Regions from separate parts of the Mus musculus genome. Here region 1 is linked to region 2. A link is a contact called in ENCODE Hi-C or POLR2A ChIA-PET data. All regions are on one chromosome and are shown on one strand. The core of a region is the stretch at or near the end of the contact, and the rest is flanking DNA. Distances in the headings are between cores, read along the strand shown. Region 1 overlaps P4ha2 (procollagen-proline, 2-oxoglutarate 4-dioxygenase (proline 4-hydroxylase), alpha II polypeptide). Region 2 overlaps Slc22a4 (solute carrier family 22 (organic cation transporter), member 4).

Region 1 (6,982 bases), core at 3,450-5,949, 100 kb before region 2:
AAGTGATTGTTACTATACTTTTAAAACAAAACAAGGACAGCTCCAGGCTGTTCACCGTCCCTCACCTGCCGAAGCATCCTGAAGGACAAGGTCCCCCAGTGCAGGCCAGTCTGTGTTCAACCGCTTCACCAGCTTGTAGGCATTCACAGGATGAGCCAGGTAGCCCTCGGGGTCGGCAGCTGATCTGCTGGTCAGGGCTTCCATCTTGCTGGCCCAGCTGCGGAACCAAAGGAAAAAGAGACTGCCACACCCACCCACACAGGGTGCTCATTTCCCTCGTGAGGTCCAGGGCTCTTTCATCAAGAGATGATAAAACATGAATATAGTAACTTCCTAGATACTTCTAGCCCTTAATCTAGGTAAGAGCTGGGAACTCTCATGTAAATTAAAAAGAAGGCATAAAAGACCGTAGCTTCCTAACCCCCCATACTCAGCATAAGTTAACTGTAGGTCAACTCCCCAGGTCACCTCTCAATGACTTCCTCTTACACCTTGGATGGGCTGGGGAAGAGGAGCAGCAGGGATGACTTAGTGTGGGGTCTTAGGACATTGGACACCTCTTAATCTTGGCGAGCTTGGCTTCCTCCACAAGGATGTACTCCTTCAGAGACTGTACCAGGTCCTTCTCTGCGTAAATCAGATCGGTCATGTGCCCTACAGGAGAGAAGCATGGGCCAGTGAGAAATGGATGAGGAATGGCTTATGGAAATTACCAGTACAGAAGTGAGTGCTCCTGCCCAGTATATGCCAGTAAACGAGGAATCACAGGGACTGGTAGTTAAAGGGGCCTATTCATTCACACGCCGTGACCCCCGACTTCAGGAAGATAGAAGCAATGTGTCAAGAAGATGCCTGGGCAAAGCGCACGTGCACTGGGAACGACTTTAGGAGAAGTTCTAAATCTCTTTGTCCCCTTGTCAGCCGGCTGGTCCTGTCAAAGGGGCATGGATATCTAAGGGCGCATCACATGGAAATCAGCTCTTAACCTTCAGTTGAAAAGGAGAGAATCTGGTCCTTGGAACTGAGAATGTTCATTGCATAGACTGGCCTCTTGCCAAGGACTGAAAAAGACCTGAAAGCTACTTGCAGTCTGCACTTCCAGAGAGGAGAGTCCAATTCAGAAAGCTGCCTCCCAAGATGCATGTTCATCAGGATCTCCTGGGGGTGCAGGGGTCAGGGATAGGGGGAGCCTTTGTAAGTTCCATTCTCCCTGGACTGGTCAAAATCACTGACTAAACTATCCCACCCTGAACGAACCTCAGGCAACAGCCCCTTGCACTTAGCTGAGGGCTGCTTAGGTAGACTAGAGTTCTGTTGCCACATACCAATGGAGGTGAAGAATTCTGCCTGCACCCAGCTCAGGACACCGAACCAGGACATCAGCAACACCAACACCAACACCTGGAGCTTCATAACTGGAAAGGGCAGTACCTGCAAGGCATTCAGGAGCAGTCATCAGGTGGGCACGGTGGAAAGACGTGGGGGGGGTGCATGCCTGGAAACTCAGACTGGGTTAGGAGGGACAAAGTTCAAGGCCGCCTGAACTGCATACCAAGACCCTGCGAGAAGACAAATCCATACACGCCGTGCACATACATAAACACACACTCAAAGATGTCACTAAATAAAGCATTCAGGATCACCCAGGGGATGGGCCAGAACATGGAACCAGAGACATGTGTTCACTTATGGCCCCTGCCCCGGTTTTGTTTTATTCTGTTTTTCTTTTTGGAGACAAGGTCTCATTTTGGAGCCCAGGATGGCCTGGAAGTCACAATCTTCCTGCCTCAGCCTCCCAGTTGCTAAGATTATAAATGTATACACCTGACTTCCCGCCTACCCGTGTTTCTTACTTTCTAATACATATGCCAGGTTAGCGTCAAGAGCCACATGGAGGAGGAGCCAATTCACAGAGTTGGTTCCCAAGATGCCAAGATCATCGGGATCTCAGGAGGGGAGGAAGCACCTCTGCAAGCTCCACTCTCCCCAAACCAGTGATGGAGGCCATGGTATCCCAACGTGAAAGTGGCCTCCGGCAGGAGACTCCCTTTGTACATGGACTGAGGGTTGCCCACACAGAGAAAGGTCCCGTTGCCACATATCAATAGAGGCAAAGGATTCAAGAACCTGGATTCCGACCATAAGGAAGTGATAATAGAGAAGAGACAGTGACAAAACCAAACCAAAACAAAACAACCTGAGATAACATGGCCAGGGTAACCAAGCAAGCTGACTGTACAGAGTAGACAGACAGCAGAAGAGGAAAACTGACCTCTGCCAGCCTGCACCTGCCTCCGAGTGGCAATTCTGAGCAGACACGGCTCTCTCTGTACTGAGACACCTTCTCTAGCTACTCCCTACTCATTCACAAGCATTTACTTACAACCCAGAGATTCCAGGCAGCAAGCTAGGTGCTCAGGATACAAAGGTGACTCAGTCTCACACAGTCAAAACACTGGGGCTGGGCTGCTGACATGAGGATGAAGCCAACCACTGCCTTCTCACCCGACTAGAAATAGGCACAGTTCTGAGGGACGCAGCAGCAACCTGGGACAAGCTTCACTGGCAGCCAGCCTAAGTCCACAGTGGGGCCTTCAGACATGTCTCCCATCCAGCCATGCAGCCCAGAACGTGCGGAAAAGCCACCACCCAGCTGAACCTTGCCTGTTCTTCCTCTTCTTGTTCCAACTAAGCCAAGTCTCGGAATGGCTCAGATGGAAATTTACTATCAGATGGAAAGCAAAGAAAATAGAGAAGGCAAAAATGCCACACACAAAAAGTAGGAAAATCTTAGAGTTGGGAGGCTCTCTGATGTGGAGGGCCAGCCAACTGCCCCTCAGAGTAGGGGTGATTCTCTGCCCAAGCAGGAGACCAGACCAGATCTGGATGAATTGGGGGCTGCATGGAGCTCCCTGCTGTGTGGCCAGTTACAACTCTACCTAGTCAGAAATCAGGCAGCATAGTCAGGAAACCAGAAAGCCTCTTCATGCCTTTCAAATACCACCCACAGTCCATACCTGAGAGCAACCAGGTTTCTTTACTACACGAATGCCAGCTGTCCTTTCTCTGGAATGTGCTGCCTGGCTTAGATGAGTCCATCCACAGCCTCAAAAAAGCACACATGGGCTTTAGGAAGCAACTTACCAAGTGCCTTCAAAGCCCTGTCCTGGCAGGGGAGATGGGTTTGAAAGCCCTGTTGGTCCAGAGAACTGGGCACCCCCAGGCAAACTGTTCTCAGGCTGCCACACTGACACTTCCATTCCAAGCAGGGACATCTGATCATCTCTTCTGACCCCAGGGCCCCTGAACTCGAAAGGTTTCATATAAAAAGTCACCTAACTTGGGTCAGGTGAGAGGAGGTGCTTAGCCTGAGTACAGCGGCTCTCTACAGTTTGGAGAATGTCAGCCCTTCATCAGAGCTACACCCAGTACTCACCCAGGACAGAAAAAGTGAGAATTCACGTGTCTGGCCAGGGCCAGTGCTGCCAAAAGCCTTCCCAGGAGCCCCCAGGAATCCATGAAGAACAATCCAGGAGGTGGTCATGGTCAAATCTCATTTTATGAAACAGCACCAAATAAGAACACGGCTGAGCATTGAGCTGCACCTCAGGGTTTAGAATAAAGTCTATCTAGCAGCAAGCACCCAGGGAAGTATTCTTCATCAGATTTGTCCAGACAAAATACAACTAAAGAGTTTACACATTGTACAGTAGCTTAATATAAGCTAAATAACAATAAACACTGTATGAATATCAACATAGAAAGATCAAAGCAGCCTGGCAAAGGCCAGCCCCCCAATAATACATTATGCTCCATGTTTTGAGAGGAAAAAATTATGTAGGAATGCATGTAAGAAAGAATTATGCTTTAACTGTATCTTGGTGGCATGATTTTATTTGTCTTTTTATCTTTGTTTTCTTGATCTTTCTATAAGACATTCTATTAGAATTTCTTAAAAATATATAATTTTGTAATATGTTTAATATGTAAAGGAAACAAAGTAGGACATTCTCAACTGAACTCCAAAGGGGCCTTGGCAATCGCAGTGTCTGGACCCCTGTGGGGAGGTCTTGCAAAGCTTGCCAATGTCCCAGTGACAGTAATTCACCCACCAGGCAACTGGCACCATTTTTCAGCACGGCGATTCCAAGACACACAAGCAGAGGTCCCGCAGCGAGCCTGCTCTTTGGAAAGTACATTTATAACCTGGCCAAGTAGCCATGAAAAGATGTTTCCAGCTGCAAACCAGCAGCGTCCTCAGCTTCTCCCCTTACCTCATCGGGGAAAGACCCTCTGCCAAGCTCCCAGCTGCAGCCCAAACACTACAGCTTGCTCTTTCACAAAGCATTTAACAGCCTAGAGACTGAACATGAGTTTGTAAATAGGTCTTGCCTGGCACTGGGCAAAAATGCTGTTTGCCTTCAGGGGAGGGATAACTGCCCCCAACAGGACTGACTCTTCAACCTCCTTTTCCACCACGGCCCTGCCTGCTGCATCATGGCTAACTCGAGGCTGGCAGAGCTGAGAGGAACCAGGTACTCTCCCAGTTGTGCACAGGTCCCAAGTGCTCCCACTACTGAAGAACACGGATGTCCGTACAGCCCCAGAAGTACACCCACGTCCAATTACAGAACATTGTGCCTCAGTCATCACCCTGGTCTACCTGTAGCACACCCTTCAGCCATGCAGGCCCCACCTGCTCTGACCTCTCCACCTCTGGACTGGCTTCCCTCCAACACTGTTCTACCAAGTAGCCAACAAGGCTTGCCAAAGCCCTCCCTTTGGCTCCCCATGACTAGCAAGACATGGTCCAAATACCTTAGCCCAAAGAGCCCTTGTAGCTCTGTGACCTGGCCCTGCTACCCTCTCCAGCCCCATTGCACCACCCCAGACCTCAAACTTTCAATGACTTCATGTCAAAAATATTTACCTTCACCAAGAGCCTTCCTTGTGAGAGCAAGATCTCTGCTCAGTGAAGCCAAATGATCTCCCCTCTCCCAAGAGTCCTCCTGAGTCTCATCTCTCAGTGTCCATTTAAGGAAGCACATAAAAGATCAGTTAAGGGACTCTCTGGCCTTAGACTTGCAGCCCCATGGCTGTCAGAAGAGGAAACGGGAACTGAATGGGCTTGACAAGAATGCATGTGTCCCGTAAAGTACATCTGTCCTGACATCATCTCTCTGTTCAATACGTGAATGCTGGAAGCCTCCTGCTTCAATAACAGGGCAGTGTACTTACAGCAGAGAAGCTGTCGGAAGTCCACAAGCCAACACTGAGCGGGGTTCTCATCAGGACCTCCACAAACGGACAAGTTGAACTTAACTTACCAAAAATAAACTTCACCAAAAGATAAAAGGCATCCCTGCCACGCTACAGCCATGCCCTGGGCTCCAAACCATCTATTCTCGCTTAGCCAGGGAGAAGACACTGCTGACCCAAGGTGATTCTCAGACTCCTCCCAGTCACTCTTGACTTGCCTCTCCAATGGCTACAGAGGGGCAATGGCTACAGACTAGGGAATGAGGGAACCCCAGCTGATGAAGGGTGACGTATCAGTGGGAGTCGACACTTCCTCCAAACTCCTCCTGTAAGAAATCATCTACAGTCATGGAGTCCCCACAGAGCTTGCACACAGAAGTAGATAGACCCGACATGGCTGAAGAGCCAACAATCTCCACACAGAGGGGCCAGCTGGCTAAGGTACCCCCTGGTTGTTTCCCATTCTTCTCTCCTTTCCTCTCACCCCAGCTGCCCTGCAATACACTTCTCCAATAAGTATTAAGCACTTAAGCTCTGCCTCGGGCTCTGTTTTCTGGGAACCTAGGCTAAGATAACCACGGTTTATGTTTCCAAAGATCTTTCATTTCTACCATCTAATTCTCACAAAAACCTTGTAAGCCAGATAACATCTCTGCTCCAGATACAATACTCCTGCCTTGTCCACGGAGAATAGATTCCAAGAAGCCCAGTGCATGCCTAAAACCACAGATAGTATCAAAACCCTGAGATGCTGCCTTTCTCGGTAAGTACACACCTATGATAAAGCTTAATTTAGGAATTAGACACAAGGAGAGATTACCAACGGAACAAGGTGGAGTAATTATAACAATGGACTGATATGAAATGCCCAGTGCTGAATAGGTTACTTGAGCACTCTCACTGTTAATACTGTACAGCCCACCTGATAACTGGCTATGAAGGATGGAAGGACTAACAATGGATAGTGTATACCACATGGATACACTAAGGAAGGAATGATACACTGGGAAGGCCAGCGTAGAGTGACACAGACTCCGTCACAGAACTTAGGAGAGCCTAGAGTTGTTATGTCTTCTATTTTCCAATGACTATTTCACAGTGTGGTTGACCATGAATGATGAAAACTACACAAAGCAGGAATGAGGAGGAAACGGTACTGTAAACCACATAAGAAGAACCACCGAGGCTGCTGAAGGCACGTCAGCAAGCTAAGCTTCCCCAGCTAAGGCCCCTCCTGCAAGACACACTGATACCATCTGTAGTGGCTATTCCTGGTTGTCAACTTGACAATATTTGGAATGAACTACAATCCGGAATTGGAAGGCTCACCAGTGACCCTTATCTGGAGGCTTGGAGATCCTTATCTGGATCTTGGTTTGAAGATCTTGAGCCATAGTGGCTATGGATTCCAGAAGATTGAATCTCCGAGTTAAGGAACACACCTTTAATCTGGGCTATGCCTTTCATCTGGGATTAAAGGTGTGGTGGAACACACCTTTAATCTGGGCTACACCTTTTGCTGGAGACAATATAAGGACATTGGAAGAAGGGAGTCTAGCTCTTGCTCTTGCTCCTTCGCCTGCTTGCTGCGTGAGACTGAGTAACTGCTAGATCCTTGGACTTCCATTCACAGCTGCGACTGAACCATTGTTGGGAATTGGGCTGCCGACTGTAAGTCATCAATAAATTCCTTTACTATTTAGAAATTATCCATAAGTTCTGT
Region 2 (7,166 bases), core at 1,607-4,106:
GGAGATGTTCACTGTGTTGTTTGCCATTGTGGGCATGGGCCAGATCTCCAACTACGTGGTGGCCTTCATACTAGGTAGGAATGACTTCTGGGTTTCGATGTCCCTCCTTGCAACCCTGTGAAAGGCCAGGGAGGAGGGCGCCATAGAGTGTGTATCCAGAGTGTCCTCAATCTTGTGTGTGTGTGTGTGTGTGTGTGTGTGTGGTGGAGGAGGAGGCTGCAGCTTTGAGCCAGTCACAGCAGGACTGGAGCTCACAGGAGGCCATCAGTATTGGGCCAGAATATGGCCAAATACAAGAGCTTGACCTAGGCAGAAGTAGCCACACAACAGCAGAGACACATTCTCAGGAGCAAGGAGTGAGGGACGGGAGGTCCTGGGGGAGAGACAACAGAGGACATAAAGCCCTCGAGCTGGGCTGTGAAAGCAGAAGGCTGGTGGCCTACAAAGCAACTTAGTGGGGTCGATGTGCCATATACAGAGGAAGGAAAGGCACTTGCTAGGTGGCAGGATTTTGTCCCACCTGGGCAGAGCTGCTCTGGCCTGCTTCTGAGCCCACACCCAGAGCATATGAGCTCCACACAGGACAGCTGTGCCTCTCTGATAACAGTCCTACTGTTGGAAGGCCAAGCTGAGGGAGGGCAAGCCATCAGTTCCTAGGCCTTGGGGAGGCCCTAGACACTCTCCAGCTTCTCTGGAGGAGGAAATGAGGTGAGTTTCATAGAAGTTGTTCAGGGGTGCTCTGAAAAGTGTGATTCCCACCACCTAACACCCCCTCATTATGAAAGGAGGTGAGGTAGTATACCCACAGCATAATAAACACAAAGTCCTATAATACTTAGAACAAGCATTTTAGTTGGCCCCAAATTATCACAGTCTTTTCCCATTGTTCCAGCTTAACTATTGATCGTGCTCTATCATAGAGGTCGAATAGCCTTTCCTACACCTGGCTATGTAGTTCTGATTGCTCTCAGGAGTTTGTGACTCACTGGCCTTAGCCGTGTTATGTTGTGTTAGCCAAATACATGCACACCCTCTGTCAGGTTGCCAAGGTGGAATTGTCCAAATTCCATTCCTTTAATTATTGGTGAATGGCCTCTTGCCACGGGCCCAGCCTCGTGTCTGAGGGAAGAGGACTCACAGGAAGGGATAGTGCAAGCAGGAGACACAGGGTTCCGCGTGGCTCAATAAGCAGCCCTCCATTAAGCAGGCCCTGGCATGAGGAGCGAGGTTCTCAGCCTTCCGAGGAGGATGAGGAGAGCGACAGGAGTTTTTCTGAGGTTATCTGTGAAGATGCACACATGTTCTCAGGAGACAGAGACAGGAGAATGATCAGTTTTAGGATAGCCTGGGCTATGTAGCAATACCATGTCTCTTAAAAGCAAAACAACAACAACACTTCACCATAACAAATATTATTATGTCTGTAGAGAGCAGAGACGTTTGTGTAGAAAGAAAAGAGCTGCAAGCAGTAAGTGATGTAAGACCTGGGAAGGGTGGGACGTGAGGGTCCCTCTGGATGGGAGGACAAAGTCAGAGCAGCCCCGGCTGGGAGCAAGGAGTGGTCTATGCCAGACAGCCTCATCCTCTGATGCATTTTACTTATTTAACTTGTGTCTGTCTGTCTGTCTGTATGTATGTATGTATGTATGTATGTATGTATGTCTCTATGTGTCTGTGTTTGTCTATCTGTGTGTCTATCTGTCTGTCTCTGTGAGTGTTTATGTATGCATAAGTATGAGCTCAGGAGTGTGGGCAGGTTAATGCAGAGGGAAACACTGGATGTCCTTCACAATTGCTCTCTGCCTATTTTTCTAAATGAATGTTTATTTTGTATGAGGAAAGGGGGTGCATGCAAGCCATAGCACACGGGTGAAAAGCAGAGAACTAGTGGGACTTCATTTTCTCCTCCCACCACGCTGGGCCCTGGGAGTCAACTCAGCTGACCAGGACTGGCACTGAGCCAGCCAGCTGGCCATTCACCTTATTCTTTGGCATAAACTTACATTAAACTTGGAGCTCTCAGGTAACTTACCCCAGAGGCCTCCTGTCTCTGTCCCATCAGCACTGGGTTCTCAGGCGTGTTCCACAGTGCCCAGCTCTTTTAAGCGGGTCCTGGGCATTTGAGCTCACATCCTCATCCTTGTACTGCAAGCACTTTATCCACAGGCCCAGCCACCCAGCAGCAGCCCCAGCCCCCTCAAGTACCACAGCTCTGGCACTGCCTTCCACAACCCTCCTTCCCACGTGGCCATGGCCTCGAGTGCAGGGTAGAGAAGAAGAGGGCCAGGTCAAGGGTGGGCAGGAGCTTAGGTGTGTCAGGCCAACAGTTAACAGAGAAGACTGCACTCACAGGGCTCGCTGTCTGCTTGGGTCCACCCTTCTCATTCTAGCGGGCTCGGAGGGAAACTGCTAACATTAGGTTCTGGGATAACACTTGTGTTACGATCTTAGGTCTGAAGGCCTGAAAGTGTCGCTGAAAACTGATCTGTCCCAGAACAGATGGCATCCCAGGCACTTCTACAGGGGAGGAGGACTTTGTGGAAAGACAGACATGGTGGCTGCTGGTTTTCCTGCAGCACAGCAGTGCCCTCTGGTGTTTCACGAGTAAAACAGCTACTTTCCAGGCTTCTGTTGGTTTTCTTTTCCTTGAAGCCAGATTTGAACCTAACAGATTTTCATTTGAGAAGTTCCCTGAACTTTGATCTTCCCAGCTCTGGGAATCTGGATGCTTGGGATGGTAAAATGTTCATCCTGGGGATTAATCTCTGTGTTGATTCCAGAACCTGAATTGTTCCCAAAGCAGTACAGGAATGAGCCTTCTTCTAGGCTGCTCTTAAAAACCTCACTAGGCTTGCAAGAGTCTTAGGATAGTACAAAAGGCCAACTAAACTCATGCTCCTCAGAGCAACACACACAGGATACACCTCCCAGGGTGGGGGAAGTGAGACTCAAAATCAGGGTCATTGACCCTCTCACCCCAGCTTTCTAGGCCCTGTGTTAGTCTCAGGCATAGCACCCTCAACCTGCCTACAGACTGCTGGGTAAGATGCCAGCAGTGGATCTCCTTCATCCCCTGTAAAGAACCGCTTCTCAGCAAGGGAGGGCTTGGTGGAAGGATGGACCTGGTGGCTGCGGGTTTTCCTGCAGCGCAACAGCGCCCTCTGGTTCTCTGTCTTCAGAAAACCTAACCACCTCCTGCCTTGACTGAGCTCACTAATTCAGTATTTTTCAGACTTCTAACATCAACACCCAACCACGACCCCACCCCACCCCTGCCATCCTTGCTGTAGCTTCTCTTTAGACATGTTTAAAGCTCATTTGATCCAATCCATATGTTTCCCTTTCAATGAGCATACACTTGATGGCATGTTCTATAACTTTGGCTACCAGGGATCTCAGTCATATTTGAGATTTAACTACATCAATTACATGGCTTTTTATCAGCCACCTATTTTGTATTGTTTTTCACTAATTTATTAATGTACATATCTTTTTGTATTAAGGATCAAACCAAGGGCTTCTTGCATGCACTGTATAACTAAGCTATACTCCAACCTTTAAATGCTTTAAACTTGAAATATAAATTTGTCCTGGCCTATTTGAATGAAATAGCATAGCCAAATACCATAGGCTAGCTTATCTCAAAAACCCAGATCTCATTTTCTGTGTCGTGGCAGCAGAAGTTGGAGTCCCCCAACCACACTGTATCTCCAGTCAGGAAGCAGAGAAATGAATGCTTGTGCCCACCTGGCCTTCTCTTTTTTATTCAGCCCAGCACCCTCTCCCATACCCTGGCTCCACCCACATTTATGGGGACCTTTCTCCCCAGTTAAGTCGATCTAGAAACCTGATGAGGTAATTTGTTAAATCTGCTCTATCTCCTGGCAGGTACACACACACTTCTCACCACCTGCCCTTATGTTCTGGATCCCAGATGGAAACACACACACACACACACACACACACACTTTATATTTTAATATGGTATAACTAGCTTAATGGTTAGGCCACTTCTGAACCTCCATGTGGCTAACACACTCCCCTCCAATATTCCTGAGTTAACACACTTACTAAATCTGTATTTTATCCTTGCTGCCCTGGACCCTTCTGGGGTCCTCCAGGGGCTGCTTTCCCCTTTGCATCTACATTTCAGCCGTCTCTCCCTCCTGCACTTTCCCGGTGTGGTCTCCTACACCCTTGTCATGGTGGGATGCCCTCTTCCTTCTCTTCTGCATTTCTTGTCCAGGAATCCTAAAGGCCCCACCTCTGTCTCCCTGCCCATCCATTGGCTGCTGGCAACTTTATTTCCCAGTCAGAGCCAACTGGGGACAGGGACCCTCAGTTCAGACGTGTGGGTTCCCTGTGATTTTGGGAGCCGAATGAACACAAATAGCATTAGAACCAATCCACAACAGAAATCCCTCACAAATATGCCAGAGATTTGTCTCCTAGGTGATTCTAGATCCCATCAAATTGACAAGCAGTATTAACCCTCACAGGGGGACTTAGCATAGAGGAGCCCACACTCTCTACCCATTATGATGCAGGGCACTGCCCCCTCAGTCCATCCTAGCACATCCATTCCCCAGGCTTGTCTCCTGAGCTAGAATGTGCAGCAGGCTTCAGTTGCATTGGGGTGCATGTCCTGCTGCCTCCTTATGGAGAGTGCCCAGTGCTTCCTGGGGCTGGATGACAAAGGGAAGGTAGAGGAGCCAATTAGTGGCATAATCTCCTGGAGCTGCCCATGGTCTCGTCAGAACTAGGACATGCTCTTGTATTGGGATGTGGGGATTCTGTTCTCCAGAGACCCTGAGAAGCCAGGCTTTGCCTAGGATCAGAAGCCCATGGGACAGAGGGAGACTACAGGGATCTGGGTGAGCCAATCTGGGAGTCATCTCTGCCATGGGTCTTTCCCCCAGGTGAGCACACAGGGAGCTTCTTGCATCTGCCAGACTCGGGGCCCCTTCCTGGTGTCCCTCAGAGAGAACTTCTCTCTTAGCCAGTTTAATGATCAGCCCAAGAAGAACTGAAAGACATTCCGCCTCACAAGTGGGAAAGACACATTCCCCTGGTGTCTCCACTAGCATCCCAGCTGAAGGACTGGTCCATAAGACAAAAGGGTTTGCCCCAGGCAATTTTCTTCTTGAAAGCTAGACATGCATAGGTTGACAGATACGGCTTACATCTTGGTTTTATCACTGTGTTGAGGTTTGTTTGCTCTAGGATTCTGATTTGTTTGGGTTCTATTCATGTGTGTATGTGCATGTGTGATGTTCAAGTGTGTGTATGTGCATGTGTGGAAACCAGAGATTGATGCCCTATGTCTTCCTCTATCACTCTCTCACTGAATCTGAAACTTGCCGTTTCAGCTAGACTGGCTGGCCAACTAGCTCTCAGGATTTTCCTGTTCCTACCCCCAAGTGCTGGATGTCCAAACGTGTGCAGTCATGTCCAGTTCTTATACGGGCTCTGGGGATTTAAACTCAGGCCCTTGCTTGATCAGCCAACACTTGACCCACCGAGCCACTGCTCTCACCCATTTGTCTGTGATTTTGAGACACAGATCTCTTATAGCCCAAGCTGACATTGAGCTCAGAATTTATGCAGCCAAAGAGCCCCCAGTCTTCCTTCTTCCACTTGTTCAGTTCTGGGATTTTAACTATGAGCTATCACTTGCAGTTTGTGTCACTGTTACAGATACGTGACTGTAGGCAAGTGGCTTCAACTCCTTATGTCTTAGGTGAATGTTTGTAAGATAACCGTCAAAGGGATCATTTATCCTGAAGTGGGGCTTAAAGAACTGCTCATAAAAGCGTTGGTTCTGAAGATGATGGTGGGTATGATGATGGTGGTAGTGATAATGGTAATGATGGTGATGATGGAGATGATGGTGATGGTGATGATGGTGGTGGTGATGGTAATAAAGACAATGCACTGTGACAATGTTGGTGAGTATGATGATGGTGGTAGTGCTAATGGTAATGATGGTGATGATGGAGGTGATGGTGATGGTGGTGGTGGTGATGGTAATAAAGACAATGACTGTGACAATGTTGGTGATTATGTACATCTTGGTTGCTGCTCTGTGATTGTCATATAATACCCTGACAACAAGCAACTTGGGGAAAGAAACGCTTCTTTAGGCTCACAGTTCCAGGGGCTACTGTCTGTCACGGTGGGGGAGGCATGGCAGTCAGGAACGGAGTGACAACATTTTCTCCTTACATAGGAGGCATAGAGAGAAAAGGAAGTGGAGTCAGACTATAAGGCCTAAAAGCCTACCCTTAGATGTACTTCCTCCAGCAAGGCTCCACCTCCTAAAGACTCCATCACTTTCCGCAGTGGTACCACCTGTTGAGGCTAAGTGGCCAAATGCATGAGCCAGTGGGGACATTTCTCACTCGAATGACAGCAGTGTCTAAGGAAGGGAGAGGTCCTAAAAGTTAAAGAGTGGTGGAGTTGTCTGTACAGTCCTCTGTGATCCACGGGCTGGCAGAGCTCTTGTCCCTGCCTGGTACCTACCTGGTGCATGACCAAATTATGCTGAGTGTGTTACTGTCTGCTCTCAGACTGTGGCCCAGTGCTACGGTGTCTTCCCTGGCCTCACAGAAAACGGGTCCCGTGTGTATTTCTTTTCTATGATCAAATTTTCTGCTTCTAGATTTTTGCTTAAGAAGAACACACACAAACATACACATACACACATACATACACACACACACACACATTCATTGCCATATTGTAATCCCAGCCAAAGACCCAAAGACAGCCAGGTCATGGTAGAGTGCACTCATTCCTAGAGTAAGGAAACATCTGGAAATTTGACTCATGAAACCCAGAGTAGTCAGACCGCATCCTTTGGAATGAATCTACAGGCTGAAGGATGGCCCTGGGCTTAGAAGCCTGGTCACGCTGTGAGGGTCGTGAGATACCCAGCCTCAGCTCTCTCAAGAAACTGAAAGAAAATCATGAGAAGGGAACCATTGAGGAGTGGGACCTACTTTCTCCTTTTCTGTTCAGCCGAGGACCCCATGCCATGCACCGGTGCTGTCCACATTTACAAAGGGTGTTCCTCGCTCAGTTTACCCAATCCGGAAACCTTCACGGACATGCCCAGAGTCTTCACTTCTGGATGACTCTAGATTCTTCAAGTTCACCATCAATAT

The links. Hi-C counts contacts between places; a loop is a spot of excess contacts on that map. ChIA-PET counts read pairs that join two places held with the same protein, here RNA polymerase II (POLR2A).
Region 1: a map of regulatory T cell shows a loop between it and region 2 (2.1-fold over the local background). The contact joins two enhancer-like sites. A Hi-C loop is called at or near these places in 2 of 37 maps with a recorded cell type or tissue (mouse trophoblast stem cell and regulatory T cell). POLR2A ChIA-PET finds 5 or more read pairs at or near these places in 1 of 5 experiments (Patski).

Annotation. Positions count from the first base shown.
Region 1 is chr11:54,104,658-54,111,639 of GRCm38, reverse strand. It overlaps P4ha2 (procollagen-proline, 2-oxoglutarate 4-dioxygenase (proline 4-hydroxylase), alpha II polypeptide), which reads right to left. Exons shown (of 16, transcript NM_001136076.2): 3 at 1,326-1,431; 4 at 558-654; 5 at 66-217. The coding sequence starts at 1,413. Among named protein-coding and RNA genes, the nearest start is that of P4ha2, 7.2 kb to the right of the region's middle. Within about 2 kb of position 4,699, at least 2 of the 3 ENCODE cell types and tissues checked have a DNase peak (open chromatin) inside an H3K27ac peak, as active enhancers do.
Region 2 is chr11:53,998,302-54,005,467 of GRCm38, reverse strand. Slc22a4 (solute carrier family 22 (organic cation transporter), member 4) reads left to right here. Exons shown (of 10, transcript NM_019687.4): 3 at 1-74. Among named protein-coding and RNA genes, the nearest start is that of Slc22a21, 22 kb to the right of the region's middle. Within about 2 kb of position 2,856, at least 1 of the 3 ENCODE cell types and tissues checked has a DNase peak (open chromatin) inside an H3K27ac peak, as active enhancers do.